Linked DNA regions of Homo sapiens: region 1 is linked to region 2. Evidence: chromatin loops called from intact Hi-C (ENCODE). Cell type or tissue: A673. All regions are shown on one strand. Links, peaks and the distances in the headings refer to the core of each region. The heading gives the core; the rest is flanking DNA. Region 1 overlaps LINC-PINT (long intergenic non-protein coding RNA, p53 induced transcript). Region 2 overlaps LINC-PINT (long intergenic non-protein coding RNA, p53 induced transcript).

Region 1 (8,335 bases), core at 177-8,176, 50 kb after region 2:
ACCCAGCTACAAAAATCCTACCCCAGGCAGTGGGCCCCCAGCAAAGGGCTGTGTGTGCTGACCTAGTTTCACCACCGAACCCAGCCCCAGACCTCACAGGGCACTGCTCACCTGCCAGGTGCCCACTCTGTGCTTGTTGAAGATGGTGTCTTCTTGATTTCACTTATTTGCCTGAAGCCACCCAATAAGTCAGTAGTGGGCCAGAGAATAGAAACCAAGTCTCCTGCCTTTCAAGTGTCACATTTGTTTTGTGTTAATAAGCTATATACCTCCAGGGGATCTGGCAGAAATTTGAAGGTGGTTAATTTTACTGCAATAAATACTTAAGAATCCTTTTTAAAGCAAAGAAGTCAAGCCCCCGCCAGGGAAAACACAATCTGCTCTGAGGGCCTTTGACAAACTGACATGGGCACTAGGACTAGGTCATGGATCATTGGCCCTTGATTCTGTCTCCCACTGAGCATCCCAAAGGGGTTGAGACCTCTGCTGGAGCCACTAGGCTTCAGCCGGACCTGGAAATGTTCTCGCAAATGAAACTGGAATGCATGATGTCCTGGATTCAGCGGGTCACAGCTGACTGCCATCAGGAGGTGTGACGGAGAAGGTTCCATTTCTGTGACCCTGTGGTGATACAGGTCGGGACCCAGGCGAAGTAGCTCAGCCATCTGAATTGGCACCTTTCTGCTTTTCTCGCTGAGTGACGGGTGCCTTGCAGTTGGCTTCAGATGTTTGTGAATGTGCTGTGTTTCCTAAAGCCATGTCAGTCAGGAAGAAGATGCAGGTATTCAGGAGAAGGGAGAAGAAAATCTGAATTAGAAACAACGTGAGGATGGGGAGCACAGGGAGGGATGGGTTACCTTTGTCATCAGAAGAACGCCAGGCAGATTTTAGTCCCTCAGCTAATAATACTATTTGAAAAATTGATGGAGAAATTTAACTGGAAGGTTTCAGCAAGACAAAAGCTGCATCTCCAAGGCTGGACTCAGCGTGTTCACGTGGGAACTGGGTGTGAGTGTAATTGTCAGAGGGGAGGGTTGTCACAGGAGGTGCACGATGTGAAGTCACAAGGGGACGCATTATTTCCATGAGTTCTCACAGTTCCCAGGGCAGCCACAGATGGTAGTGGTTTATGTCTGCCTCTGCCTTGACAGAAGGGCAGTAGGCAGTTGTGGCAAGAAAAATGGACCAAATGAGGGCTGCACTCAGCAGGTTAAATTTGCTGTCTGTTAGTGTTCCTAGGTGAGATGCTTCAAAACTAGAATGCTCTGCTGGGACTTTTATTTCCCTTAGAAATAAAAGGCCAGGCGCGGTGGCTCATGCCTATAATCCCAGCACTTTGGGAGGCCAAGTCGGGCAGATCGCCTGAGGTCAGGAGTTCGAGACCAGCCTGGCCAACATGGCAAAACCCCATCTACTAAAAATACAAAAATTTGCTGGGTATGGTGGTGGTGGGCGCCTGTAATCCCAGCTACTTGGGAGGCTGAGGCAGGAGAATCACTTAAACCTGGGAGATGGAGGTTGCAGTGAGCTGAGATCGTGCCCCACTGTACTCCAGCCTGGGAAACAGAGTGAGACTCCATCTCCCAAAAAAAAAAAAAAAAAAGGTTCTTTGTTCACACTTTCTCTGCGCTGCTGCAAGTGACTTTGGTGCCGTTTCCTGCAGCCTGTGTCGGTGGCTGGGACTTTCTCGACAGCAAGGCAGGCCGTGCATGAGGCCTATAGGACCCAGGGCTGCCTCCCAATGCTGACGGCCCTGCGCTGTGTGAGCTTGGGTAAGCCAGTTCGGCTCACTTCACCTCAGGTTCCTTGTTCCTATGTGGACGGGTTGCTTGTTTGGAGGATTAATAATGATGGGGAATGCAAAGTGTGGTTGGTTTTGCTGGGGAAAAGAGCAGGGAAGTAGAGACCTAGGCAGGTGATGTCACCTCTCTGATGAACTCCAAGGTCTCTGTCAACACCGGTGCCTTTGTCCTGACATTGCGGGGTTTGTGGCATGATTGGAGAGACCTTGCGTGCTCTCTGGGCAGCCCTTGTTAGTGCCCCCCAACTAGCTGGGAGATCCAGAGTTTCATGAGAACCCTCCCTCCGTGACAAAATCCGCCTTCCTCGCTGTCAGGCTCAGGTTGTCCTGTGCCCCCACTGAGCCTGCTCATTATTGATTAATGAACTTGTAAAATGAGAAGTATTGTTTTACCGGAAGCTACATGTTTATGTGGTTGGTAAAAATGAGAAGAGTTGCTTGAGAACTGGTTCTCCTTTCCATGAGTATATACAAGGTTCAAATCTGGGCTTTGTGGTTATAAGACATGTTGAGTGAATAAAAATGAAGGAAATGCTGGGCATTTATCACAATTTTTTTTTTTTTTTTTTTTTGAGACAGGGTCTTACTCTGTCACCCAGGCTGGAGTACAGTGGCACGATCTCGGCTCACTGCAGTCTCCACCTCCCAGGTTCAAGTGATTCTCATGCCTCAGCCTTCCGAGTAGCCAGGATCACAGGCGTGGGTCACCGCACCCGGCTAATTTTTGTATTTTTTGTAGAGACAAGCTTTCGCCATGTTGGTCAGGCTGGTCGAACTCCTGGCCTCAAGTGATCCATCCGCCTTGGCCTCCCAAAGTGCTAGGCTTACAGGCATGAGCTGCTGCGCCTGGCCTTTCACAATTCTTAAACTGTTGACTTACAGAAACACAGACCTGTATGAACACACAGATCACTTTAGAGGTCCGTCTCAGAACTACCTGCTGTCATGAGTGATGTACAGATAAAATGTGGAAGATCTAGAAACTAGTCATTCCTAATCTCTGCCATAAGTAAACATTTTAGTTTAATGTTAAAAGGTCACTCAGGGTTATTGTGAGATTTGATGAGATCATGGCTACAAGGAACCTTTAACTGTATGAATGAAAAATCTAATGAAACTGCAAAGTCACTCCTATTTACTAAAACCAGTGTAGTGGCTGTTTCTGCCTCTTTTCTTTCCCTCCTCCCTTCCCTTTTCTTCTCTGTTGTTTCTGTCACTTTCCTCTCCCTTCTACCTTATTTTTTTCTTCCTTTCCTTCTCCTTCCTCTCTTTCTGGCATTAGCAGTTTGTTTGTTTGTTTGTTTTTGTTTATTTTGAGACCGAATCTCGCTCTGTTGCCCAGGCTGGAGTACAGTAGCCCAATCTCGGCTCACTGCAACCTCCACCTCCCGGGTTCAAGCCATTCTCCTGCCTCAGCCTCCCGAGTAGCTGGGATTACAGACGCCCGCCACCACACCTAGCTAATTTTTGTATTTTTAGTAGAGATGGGGTTTCACGATGTTGGCCAGGCTGGTCTCAAACTCCTGACCTCAGGTGATCCGCCCACCTCGGCCTCCCAAAGTGCTGGGATTACAGGTGTGAGCCCCCACACCCGGCCCTGGCATTAGCAGTTCTTACACAAGAACAGCGTAGGCATGAATCCTGCCTTCATGGCACTTACACACTAGCAGAGGAATCTGGCAGCAAATAAGCACACAAAGGCAGCTGCAGGGTATGATGTGCCGTGACGTAAAGGGACAAACACCGTGAGAGTCTAACTAAAGCCTGGCATGTGTCAATCCTATGTACCTATTCAGAAACTAGGGTTCATGACGGTGCTTCTGTTGTTACCTAGTAGAAGTAGCTTTGTAAGCACAAAGATTGTAGTTTTGTGAAGCTATCTAGTACAGAGTCACTCTGGAAGTTTAGCATTATAGAGTTTTTTCATAGAAAGGATGGATAGATACAAGTTTTTCCTAACAAGCACAAGTGGCAGTCTTTGAAAACTAATTTTTTATGTGTACATTGTAGCATTGGAAGATAACTGTGGTTGAGTGTGATAAACTGAAACTTTTTAAAAAATCTATTATTTTTTTTACAAGTTAAGTTAGAGCCAGATATGCTGATTCTCTACCATTTTCAAAAGAGGAATTGGAAAAGGGAGAGCTTGTTTATGTGGTATTCACAATAGTGTCTGCTCCTGAAGAAAATTTTTGGAAAAATCTCATGAGTGTCCTCAGACTAAAAACAGGGATCCAGTCTGTTGTTCATGCAGGACTCAGGAGGCGAGCGAGCATGTGATACCAGGAAGGGTCCCATCCCTGCCCTGCTGGGGAGCCCTCAGTGGCGAGGTGGCGAGTTCAGGCTTCACTTCAGAGCATGGATACTGCTGCATAGGTGCTGGAAGGGTGCTGCATGGGTGCTGGAAGCTGCTTGGCATAGTGCATGTCCTGTTTCCTGCCACTTGGAAAGAGGACTGTGGAAGTCAGGTCTTCCCAGTCCTCACCAGTAAAGCAAGCAACGAATGCCTTCAGTCCAGGTAATATGTCCAGGCTTTAAATTCTCTGGATCTGTCTTTGGATACCCTGGGAAAAGTCTTGTCTCTTCTTAGGCCCTTCTGACTAAAAGCAGCCAGGACTTTTAAACTGACTAATTTTTAAAGATTTCCAAATAGAGAAAATTAAAGCAAAAATTTTTGAAAGCTGAAAATGATCTTTCCAACTTTTCTCATTCAGAGTAGAACACTGGAGCATTGAAAGTTTGTTCATGTTTGTGATTGATCACATATTTAAAAAATTGTAAAATAAAGACCTTATTTTAATGTTAAAAGTTCACTTCAACACCATCATTTCTACGAGGTTCTAGGTCTTTTGTGAACAAATTAAATATAGTGCTTTCTTTATAACATGAATTAAATCTAGATCCCAATGATATTTGGCACCTTCTAAATACCCAGATGGCCACTGCGTTTGCCTTGAAGTGAAGACGTGTGTAGAGTTTTAATCACATGTTTTATTTTTTCTCTTTTAAATATCGCCTTTTCAATAGTTGCTTGTTAATGAATGACTGATTGTTTACTGCAGTTTATAATCAGGAATTTGAACATTAAAAAATTCTAATCAGGATACAGGTTAAAAAACACTTTCCCTCTCATTCTCTCTTTCCTTATGCTAGAACAATAAAAATAAATTGTCCTCCCCTTGAAAACATAGTAGTTTAAGAAATTTTATCATTCTCTTCTTGAAAACTTAAGTTTAATAAAACAGTTCAGAGGAAACTTAATTATAGTTCTTATACTATAAAAAGCTCTTATAAAAACAGGGGTAGGGCCACAATAAATTTCACCTCTTGAGCATAACCACCACTTGAAAAAGAAAGATGTAGTTAAAAAATTATTTTTGCTTTATCTTCTCCATTGTTTAATGCCTGAACATACTTGGATTTTTTAACAGCAGGAACAAGACAGAAGACTTTGTTAGCTACCCAGGTAAGATCATTTGAGTCCAAAGACCAGATTCCAGAACAGACTGCAGATTCCTGTTGAGGACATGGGTTGTCAGGACAGCCTGGAGGCAGAGGGGTAGATTCTGTTGTAGGTGTCGTAAGTGACATTTTGGATCAGATTTTTAACCCTCTTTTGTTTTTGAAAGTGAGTAAATATTCATAGCAGATTATTCTCATGAAACAAGACTGACACTATGACCTCAGGGAAAGAGTGCTTTGGGGGGAACTGTGTATTTAATTAAGCAAAGAAAGAGCTGATGAAAGGGGCTGAGTGTCTCAGAGCTGTTGTTTCTTCTGCCGAATTTTTCCAAATAGGAGCACAGAAGTCCTGAGAACACTGCCTCTCTATATGTTGTGCTCAGTCCACACACTGCCAACAAATGTGCATACACACACACACACATACACACCTCAAAGACAACCCCTCCAGCCTGTGGTTTTCCTGAATTAGCTTTCCCAAAGTACCTTGAGCACTATGGGTTCAGACTGGGGTTTGGGTTTGGTGACAGCTGTCAGTGCTCCAAAGGCAGAGGACTGAACTTAGGGCAAATCTGTGGCAACAGAAAGCTCTTTTCTGTTCCATGAAAGTCATGGATGATGCTTTCAGATCCTGTCTGCAAATTGCCCAACATCGCATTGATAATGGAAACAAATGATCTGACACTCACATAGCTAAATATAATTTAGAATTTTGATGTGAGGTTGAAACATGAAAGATCATGCTTTTCAAACTGCTGTGATGACTTACACAGACAATTCATTTTAGATAATGGTGAGTTAAGCCTGGCAGCCTCTGAGCGTTTTCCCCTCATTTGTTCAAACACCTGCAGTTGGGTACTGATGCACATGTTTAATTGCTTAAACTTAAATTATAAAATCCCTAAAAGGATGTTTTTCTCCTAGAAAATAAGTCAGGTCTCTTGCAAAGGCTGCCTGCTTTCATGAGCTTCTTGTATTTCCCGGGATGCTTATGCGCCAGCCCCTGTTAGGTCTGCTTTTAAACACAGGAAGTTGAGCCCTTCAGGGAAAGTGCCGATGTCTGAACCATCAGCAAAATCACTACACCCATTCCCTGGGAAGTCTAGTTCATCAGAAACAAGTTTAATTCGGGAACTGTAGTTTATCCAGGTTCCGTGAAGGCAATTAGCACTGGGCAAAGGGCTGTTTGATCAGCCTAGAGAGAGACCGCCTTTACGCCTAAAGCTCCAGTCATTTGTCTCTACTCCCGCCGACTCGCAGCGGCCACAGAAGACATCAGAACTGGATGAAAATGGCCCTGCCCCTGCGACAGAGCAGGGCGCTTCTGGCTTGCGCCTTGTTATTTGTCCCTCCAGTGGTTCCTAGCTGTTGTGACGTCAAGGCTGCCATTCAGAGCAGAGAAAAAGGAAACCATGGCCTCTCTTCGCATCAGTAGCCCGGACAAGCTGTTGTTTCTCAGGCATCCAAAGCGCTTTCTGTCTGGCAGAGCTGTGCATTCCATGCCTGGGTGACCTGGTTAAATGGAGGAAACCAAATGCTATCCGCTGAATGCTCTCCAAAACAAGCACTCCGCCCTGCGCGTCTCAAGCACAGGCTTCACTGCCTCCGAGGACTGTGAAGGGAACAGCAGCACTGCCTGCATTTGCTGCTGGCATATTCAGCTTCTGGTCAGGGTCTTAAAGGAGAAAATAACATCCTCAATGGCCTCGATTAATGCACACTCACCAACGTGTTTGTGCTGCCTTTGGGGTCAGTGCTACAAAATCCTTTTTTAAAAAAGGATTCGGAATCACAGTCAGAAGTTCAAAACTGCTGAACTGCCACCTCTTCCTTCCTGTCTCACTTCGGCTCACGCCATTCCCCAATTTCAGGTTTCTGAATTCCAGAAAGGCTCTTGTGTATGTGAACATATTAATCTTGCACCGTGCCTTACTGAACGTGTGTATGTTTTGCACACACATGAGAAAGACTCACAAGTATAATGCGTGGATCACAACTCTAGGATTTTCTCAATGAAGAGTAACACCTTATGCTTTTCAGAGAAAAGGGGCTATTTCACAGTGTCACAGAACTCTCCTTAGGAGCAAGCCAAGATCTCTGTAGCAAACATCAATCCTGCAAGGCCAAAAGCTCACTAATAAAGTTCTGATCACGTAGAGTGACTGCCTAAGAATTGACCAACTTCAGACTAAATTTTCTGAGGACATACCTTCTTGGGTTTCTTTCTGGCATGAGAGACTATTTTATTAGATTCTTGGATTCAATTATAGTCACCAGAAAAAGCAAGGTTATAACAACCACGCTTTGTGTTCCAGAGTTGTCTTAGTTAACTCAGTATTCATTTGAGGTTTTATGTTACAAATCCCATTAAATCTTTCTCAAAATAGCCCTTCTCTGAACATTTGATGGAAGAATATTTGCAGGAACCAAAACCATTTGATATATACACCGGTATATGTCAGGAAGGATCGTGATACAGGGGTGCCTTTTAAAAGTGGGTTATTATACGACAGAATTCTTCCAGGTCCCTGACTCTTGTCTTCTGAAAAAAAAAAAAGTGGAGATCTTCAGAGGACTGGATAAAGACAGAATGGATGGGGTGAATTATGTAAAGTTAGGATTTAGACTGAGGGTTTACAGGGCTGCAGTCTCGTTTTGCCTCAACAGTCAGACTTGCCCAGGGTCTGGCCTAATACCATACAAATGTCATATCCACAGTGGCATTGATACAGTGGTGGGAATGGGGCATGGGGGTGATGAGCATAGCTTCTTGCTGAGTGCTCTGGTCCGGGTGAGCCTGAGATCTTGAGAGAAAAACTAGGACATTATTTCCATCGTGGGCTGAAGAATTAGTTCTGCTACTTGCATATCAGTTAATCCTTTTCTTTTTTTTTTTTTTTTTTTTTGCTATTACTACCATTTCAGGAGGTACTTGTTATCTGAAGATAACTGATACAGGACCACTACTGCTGTTTTAAGAGGATTGACTTAAAACTGAATCACACATTTAAAAACAAACAGTCACTTTTTTTTTAAAGATCTTATTGGGACTAAGTCCTGAAAAAAATAAAA
Region 2 (8,335 bases), core at 137-8,136:
TAGTTAAGGAATGTTGATCTATTTTATGTTTTTGTGGTGTAACTTAACATGGCAAAGAAAACAATCATGTTAATAACATTTTGCGATTATTTTCCATATGCCAAGCGTTGGCTGAAAAACATAAGGGTAAGTACTACAGGTACTATCATTCCAGTTTTATAGAATGTGCATGCTGTAAGAAAGACAAAATTATATTAGTGTATGAATGAACACCATTACCTACCCCTGTTGGGAATCAATGATGATAATCTCATTAGAATATTGTGCTAATTGGCTGCAAATAATATGTCAGCAATATTTACAGCTTTAAAAAGCTTTTGGTTTTAGGTGGTTGATTAGCAGGGATGGCATTACCCGGAAAATACAACTAGGTTATAGTAGTATTAAAAATAACTCAGGTTTTTCTAAGTTTGAAACATTAATATTTTTTATGCTAAAAGGTTTTAAGAAAACACTTGCAATTTACAGCGCCTTGTTTAGTCCTCAGCGATAGAATAGTGTAATTTTAAAAAAACCAAAGTAGGGCCAGGTGTGGTGGCTCAAACTGTAATCCCACCACTTTGGGAGGCTGAGGCGGGTGGATCACCTGAGGTCAGGAGTTCAAGATCAGCCTGGCCAACATGGTGACACCCTGTCTTTACTAAAAATACAAAAATTAGCCAGGTATACTGGCCTGCGCCTGTAATCCCAGCTCAGGAGACTGAGGCAGGAGAATCGCATGAACCTAGGAGGCAGAGGTTGCAATGAGCTGAGACTGCACCACTGCACTCCAGCCTGGGCGGCAGAGTGTCTCAAAAAAAAAAAAAAAAAAGTAGTATTCCCATTTGAAATGTGTATAATCAACATGATACGCCCATATCAGTATTTCAGGTATGCCAACACCAATGATTGGGAAAAAATATATATAGAAGTGGAATTGCTGGATCATATGGTAGCAATTTTTTATTTCTGGAAGAACCTCCATGCTGTTTTCTGTAACAGCTGCATTTTACATTCTCACCAATTGTGTAAAAGGGTTCCAATTTCTCCATATCCCACCACTATTTATCTTTTGTTTTTGTTTTTCTAATAGGCATCCTAAAAGGTGTGAGGTGACATGTTAAGATTTTGATTTGCATTTCTCTTAAGATTAGTGATGTTGAGCACCTTTTCATATACCCGATGGCCATTTGTATGCTTTTTAAAAAATGTCTATTCTGCCGGGCGTGGTGGCTCACGCCTGTAATCCCGGAACTTTGGGAGGCAAAGGCGGGTGGATCACTTGAGGTCAGGAGTTCAAGACCAGCCTGGCCAACGTGGTGAAACAACATCTCTACTAAAATACAAAAATTAGCCAGGCGTGGTGGGGCACGCTTGTAATCCCAGCTACTTGGGAGGCTGAGGCAGGAGAATCACTTGAACCCAGGAGGCGGAGGTTGCAGTGAGCAGATGCACCATTGCACTCCTGCCTGGGTGACAAGTGCGAAACTTCGTCTCAAACAACAACAACAACAACAAAGTCTATTCAAGGCTGGGTGCGGTGGCTCATGCCTGTAATCCCAACACTTTGGGAGGCCGAGGTGGGTGTATCACTTGAGGCCAGGAGTTCAAGACTAGCCTGGGCAACATAGCAAAACCCCATCTCTACTAAAAATACAAAAATTAGCTGGGCATGGTGGTGCAAACCTGTGATCCCAGCTACTCGGGAGGCTGGGGCACGAGAACGCTTGAATCTGGGAGGCGGAGGTTGCAATAAGCTGAGATTGCACCACTACACTTCAGCCTGGGTGAGACCTTGTCTCGAAAAAAAAAAAAGTCTATTCATTTAAAAATGTCTTTGCCCATTTTAAATCAAGTTCTGTTGTTGTTGTTGTTGTTGTTGTTGTTGTTGTTTGGCTTGTTTGTTTGCTGTTGAGTTGTAGGAGTTCATTATATATTTTAGATATTAACTCCTTACTAGATATGTGGTTTGCTAATATTTTCTCCCATTCCGTAGGTTGCCTTTCACTTTATATTTTTTTTTCCTTTGCTGTACTGAGCTTTTCAGCTTGATGTCATCCCACTTGTGTATTTTTGCTTTCATTGCCTGTGCTTCCGTGTCATATTCATGAAATCATTGCCTAGACCAGTGTCAGGAAGCTTTCCCCTATGTTTTCTCCTAGGAGTTTTATAGATTCAGGTCTTACATTTAAATCATTAATCCAGCCAGGCACAGTGGCTCATGCCTGTAATCCCAGCACTTTGGCAGGCCAAGGTGGTTGGATCACTTGAGTTTAGGAGTTTGAGACCAGCCTAGCCAATATGGTGAAACTCTATCTCTACTAAAAATACAAAAAAATAAAATAAAATAAAATAGCCGGACACAGTGGCGGCTGCCTGTGATCCTAGCTACTCAGGAGGCTGAGGCACGAGAATTGCTTGAATCTGGGAGGTGGAGCTTGCAGTGAGCCGAGATCACGCCACTGCACTCTAGACTGGGTGACAGTGAGACTATATCTCCCCCCAAAAAAAAAATCATTAATCCATTTTGAGTTGGTTTTCTGTATGGTGTAAGATAAGGTCTTACAAGAAGACCTGTACTATAAGAAGAAGCAGCTTGTTATAAATTACCCCGTCTAAGGTATTTCTTCACAGCAGTGCAAGAACAGACTAATACAACCTCATCTAACATAGTTGTGGCTCACAGTTCTGGAGGCTGTACAGGAAGCATAGTGGCTTCTGCTTCTGGGGAGGCCGCAGGAAACTTACAATTGTGGCAGAAGTCAAAGGGAAAGCAGGCATGTCTTACATGGTCGGAGCAGAAGAAAGAGCAGTGGGGACAGAGGAGTGCCACAGGCTGTTAAATGACCAGACCTCACAAGAACTCAGTCACTGTTACGAGAACGGCACCAAGGGGGAAATCCACCCCCATGATCCAATCACCTCCCACCAGATCCAGCCTCCAACATTGTGGATTACATTTCAACATGAGATTTGGATGGAGACACAGATCCAAACTGTATCATTCCACCCCTGGCCCCTCCCAAATCTCATGTCCTTCTCACTTTGCAAAACCCAATCATGCCTTCCCAACAGTTCCTCAAAGTCTTGACTTTTTTCCAGCATGACCTCAAAAATCCAAAGTCTCATCTGAGACAAGGCAAGTCCCTTCTGCTCATGAGCCTGGAAAATAACAAACAAGTTAGTTATTTTCAAGATACAATGGAGGTACAGGCATTGAGTAAATACTTCCATTCCAAAAGGGAGAAATTGGCCAAAAGAAAGGGGCTACAGGCCCCATGCAAGTCTGAAACCCAGCAGGGCAGTCATTAAATCTTAAAGCTCCAGAATAATCTCCTTTGACTCTAAGTCTCACATTCAGGACACAGTGATGCAAGGGGTAGGCTCACAAGGCCTTGGGCAGCTCTGCTCCTGTGGCTTTGCAGGATTCAGCCCCTGTGGCTGCTCTCAAGGGCTGGTGTTGAATGTGTATGGCTTTTCCAGGTGCAGGGTGCAAGCTGCCAGTGGATCTACCATTCTGGGGTCTGGAGGACAGTGGCCCTCTTCTCACTGCTCCACTAGGCAGTGCTCCAGTGGGGACACTGTGTAGGGGCTCCAATCTTACATTTCCCCTCTACACTGCCCTAATGGAGGCTCTCCATAAGGGCTCTATCCCTGCAGCAGACTTCTGCCTGGACATCCGGGCTTTTCTATATATCCTCTGAAATCTAGGCGGAGGCTCCTGAGCCTCATTCACTCTTACACTCTGTGTACCCACAGGCTTAACACTACATGGAAGCTACCAAGGCTTATGGCTTACATCCTCCAGAGCAGTGGCCTGAGCTATACCTGGGCCCCTTTGAGCCATGGCTAGAGCTGGAGCTGCTGGGATGCAGGGAGCAGTTCTCATGGCTGTGCAGGGCAGCTGGGCCTGATCCACAAAACCTTTCAGTCTTACTAGGCCTTTGGGCCTGTGATGAGAAGGGCTGCCATGAAGTTCTCTGAAATACTATCGAGGCCTTTTCCCCATTGTCTTGGCTATCAGCACTTGTCTTTCTTTTAGCTTGAATTGCTCTCCTGAAAATGGGCTTTTCTTTTCTGCCACATGGCCAGGATGCAAATTTTCTAAACTTTGGAAACTCTGCTTTTCTTTTATAAAAAAGTTCAAATTACAGGTCATTTCTTTGCTTACACATGTGAGCAGCCAGGCCATGTCTTGAATACTTCACTGCTTAGAAATTTCTTCCATCAGATACCCTAAATCATCACTTTGAAGTTCAAAGTTCCACAGATCCATAGAGCAAGGACACATTGCAGCCAGGCTGTTTGCTAAAGCATAGCTTTACTCCAATTCTCGGTAACTTTCCCGTATTCACCTGAGACCTCCTCAGCTTGGACTTCATTGTCCATATCACTATCAGCATTTTGGTCACAACAATTCAAGTCTCTAGGAAGTTCCAAACTTTTCCCTCATCTTCCTGTTTTCTTCTGAGCCCTCCAAACTGTTCCAACCTCTGCCTGTTATCCAGTTTCAAAGCTGCTTCCACATTTTCAGGTATCATAGCAATGCCCCTTTTCTTGGTACTAATTTTCTGTGTTAGTCCATTCTTGAATTTCTATAAAGAAATACCTGAGACTCGGTAATTTATAAAGAAAAGAGGTTTAATTGGCTCACAGTTCTGCAGGCTGTACAGGAAGCATAGTGGCTTCTGCTTCTGGGAAGGCCTTAGGAAACTTACAATCATGGCAGAAGTCAGAATGAAAACAGGCACATCTTACATGGCCAAGATATGGAGTGAGAGTTGGGGAGGGAGGTACCACACACTTTTAAATGAGCAGATTTCACCAGAACTCACTCATTCACTATCATGAAAACAGCACCAAGAGGGAAATGTGCCCCCATGATTGAGTCACCTCCCACCAGGCACCACCTCTAACATTTAGGATACAGTTTGACATGAGATTTGGGGATACAGATCCAAACCATAACAAAATCCAATTTGATTATGTTGCATGTGGATATTCAGTTTTCTGAGCATCATTTGTGGAAGAGATTATCCTTCCCTGATGTATGTGTATTCTTGGTACCCTTGCCAAAGATCAGTTAACTGTTTATCTGTGGGTTTATTTCTGGGCTCTATATTCTGTTCCACTGGTCTATAAATCTGTTTTAATGCCATTGCTGTACTGTTAAAGTTACTGTAAATTCGTAATAAATTTAGAAATCAGGAAGTATGATGCCTCCAAATTTGTTCTTTCTAAAGTTTGTGTTTGACTATTTGGAGTCCTTTGTTGTTCCATATGAATGTTAGGATTTTTAAAAAAATTTTTGTAGAAAATACCATTAGGATTTTAGTAGGGATTGCATTGTGTCTGCAGATTGCTTTGGATAGTATGGATATTTTACCAGTAGTAGGTCTTTCAATCCATGAACATGGGCTTTCTTCCCCTTTATTTGTGTTTTCTTCAATTTCTTTTATTAATCTTATGTAGTTCTCAGTGTAGAAATATTTTATCTCTTTGGTTAAGTTTATTCCTAAGCATTTTATTCTTTTTGATGCTATTGCACATGGGACCCAGCAATCTCACTTCCGAGTATATATCCAAACACATGCACACGTATGTTTATTGTGGCACTACTCACAATAGCAAAGACTTGGAACCAAGCCATATGTCCAACAATGATAGACTGGATTAAGAAAATGTGGCACATATACAGCATGGAATACTATGCAGCCATAAAAAATGATGAGTTCATGTCCTTTGTAGGGACATGGATGAAGCTGGAAACCATCATTTTCAGCAAACTATCGCAAGGACAGAAAAACCAAACACCGCATGTTCTCACTCATAGGTGGGAACTGAACAATGAGAACACTTGGACACAGGAAGGGGAACATTGCACCCCGGGGCCTGTTGTGGGGTGGGGGGAGGGATAGCATTAAGAGATATACCTAATGTAAATGACGAGTTAATGGGTGCAGCACACCAACATGGCACATGTATACATATGTAACTAACCTGCACATTGTGCACATGTACCCTAGAACTTAAAGTATAATAAAAAAATAAAATAAAATAATAGAAATCAGGATCTTGAAGAGATGTTAACATTCTCACATTCATTGAGCATTATTCACAATAACCAAGATACGGAAACAACCTAAACATTCATTGATGGATGAATGGATAAAGAAAATGTGGTATACACATACAGTGGACCACTATTCAGCATTAAAAAAAGGACATCTGCTTCATGCGACAATGTGAAGGAGCCTGGAGGCTTTCTGCTAAGTGAAATAAGCCAGTCTCAGAAGGACAAATACTGCATGATTCCACTTCTGTGAGGCATCAAAAATAATCAAACTCATAGAAACAGAATAGAATGATGGTTGCCAGGGGCTTGGAAGAGAGGGAAATGAGAAGTTGCTGTTCAATGAGTGTATATTTTCAGTTATACAAGATGAATAAGTTCTAGAAGTTTGCTGTACAACACTGTGCCTGTAGTTAACAATACTGTATTGTGTACTTAAAATTTTGTTGAGAGGGCAGATCTCATATTAAGTGTTCTTAAATAAAATAAAATGCTCTGTAAAAATAATAATAATTGGAAAAAATCCAGCATCTCTGGTGGAGGGAGCAAATAAATACATACCTATAATCAATTTTCAGTTTACTACCTTAATGAATGGGAACATTAGCATGGGTAATCAAAAGCTTTCTTTTCACTGTAAGTTATTTTCTTGTTTAGTTTTTTTGCTTTAGATTCTTTGTTTTTGAGAGTGAATAGCTGCTGGCATTGGATTTGGAATAGCTTAGTATGCATTTGTGAAAGAGAGGAATCTCCTTATAATTTAAGATATGTTCTAAATACTGCCCCCAAATTAAAATTAATACATAGTTAATTTTATTTCCATTGTAAATTGAAATTCATAAGCCTATTCTTAAAACTATAAACTCCAGGACAGAGCAAGCAGTTAACACTTGAATCTGTCTTGGCAAATTCTCCTGTCTTCTAGCACCCCCCCACCACCTTTTTTTTTTTTTTTTTTTGGAGACAGAGTCTCACTCTGTCACCCAGGCTGGAGGGCAGTGGCACTATCATGACTCAGCTCACTGCAGCCTCAACCACCTAGGCTCGGGTGATCCTCCCAGCTCAGCCTCCGAAGTAGCTGGGGTTACAGATATGCATCACCATGCCTGACTAATTTCTTTGTATTTTTTTGTAGAGACAGGGTTTTGCCATGTTGTGCAGACTGGTCTCAAACTCCTGGACTCAAACCATCCGCCTGCCTTGGCCTCTCTTAAGTGCTGGGCTTACAGGTGTGAGCTAGCACGTGCCCTTCACCCTCCTTTTAAAGTGAAATTTGTGTAAGACTTAGATAAAGGATATTTGGAGGAGAAGATAAAGTCACAAAATAATTAACCATTTAAATTTGGAGAAGGGAGGAAGGTTAGAGGACATCTACCTTAAGATTTTCAATTTACAGACGAGGCAGCTGAGTCTCCAAGCTGATGAGAATTCCACAAGGCCATAGAGCTATTAAAGAGCAAACCTTTTACTGACAAATGAGTAGTACTTATTCAACACGTTTCATAATTTTGAAAAATGAATGTTAAACCTCAATCTTTTTTGTTTTTAAATACCCAACTTGGAAAGTATTTGTCTTAGGAAAATGTAGTGGAAAGCAAAACCTACTTATACCCAGTTCACACTATTTTTCCACTCTGCTAGATTGAGGGCAGCCTGCCATGTGTACAGATAGGAAAGGAAGAGAGAGGCCCACTCTTTGCTTCAATGACAATGAAGGTTTTATGGGATAATTTTTAAAACTGCAACTGCTTCCTTCTCTAACAGTAGTTGCTCCCTGAGAAGTTCCCTGTCCTTCTCAGCTGAGTGTACCTTTCTTCAACTCAGAGAACAACTGCCCTAATTCCTATATTCTAGGGAGGCCTCTGCCAGATTGCTTTAACAAACAAAATGCTGTTCTCCACATTATTTTCTCCTGAGTTGATACAATTTTCATATTAACCATGAGCAATTGACATTAGTGCATGACACTAGCTCAGGCTGCAATTCTACCCTTGATTCCCATCCCCTGCCCCATAAGCCATTCAGCTTCCCAATTAAAAAAAAAATTCTCATTCCCACAACCAGACACTACTCTCTTCTGATGATCTTAAAAATGAATCCTCTTGGTCCCAGGTGCAGCTAATGAAACAGGGTAAATGGGGCAGGGAAAATGCACATCATCACCCAAAAAAGTCCCAGCATGTTAATACCACTTGCAAAATGTGTCATATTAATTAAGTGCAGACATTACTACTCTTTTATCCAAAAGCTGTATATTTCTTAGAAGCTGATAGACTAGATAGG

Evidence for each region. Peaks named below come from ENCODE experiments on the same cell type or tissue, not always from the same donor. Only the 100,000 strongest peaks of a DNase experiment are listed, where the experiment ranks them.
Region 1: a loop joins it to region 2, with 5 times the contacts of the local background. A loop is called at or near these places in 24 of 110 quality-filtered maps.

The regions. Positions count from the first base shown.
Region 1 is chr7:130,919,976-130,928,310 of GRCh38, reverse strand. The region is part of intron 6 of LINC-PINT (long intergenic non-protein coding RNA, p53 induced transcript); the gene reads left to right. LINC00513 (long intergenic non-protein coding RNA 513) reads right to left here. Exons shown (of 4, transcript NR_109780.1): 4 at 6,365-6,775. Among named protein-coding and RNA genes, the nearest start is that of LINC00513, 11 kb to the right of the region's middle. In A673, for the core only: no CTCF peak of the experiment used is centred there; DNase peaks (open chromatin) are centred at 6,300 and 6,720; H3K4me3 peaks cover 1,743 bases; H3K27ac peaks cover 7,874 bases.
Region 2 is chr7:130,970,299-130,978,633 of GRCh38, reverse strand. LINC-PINT (long intergenic non-protein coding RNA, p53 induced transcript) reads left to right here. Exons shown (of 8, transcript NR_170176.1): 5 at 106-126. Among named protein-coding and RNA genes, the nearest start is that of LINC00513, 61 kb to the right of the region's middle. In A673, for the core only: no CTCF peak of the experiment used is centred there; a DNase peak (open chromatin) is centred at 7,743; H3K27ac peaks cover 1,224 bases.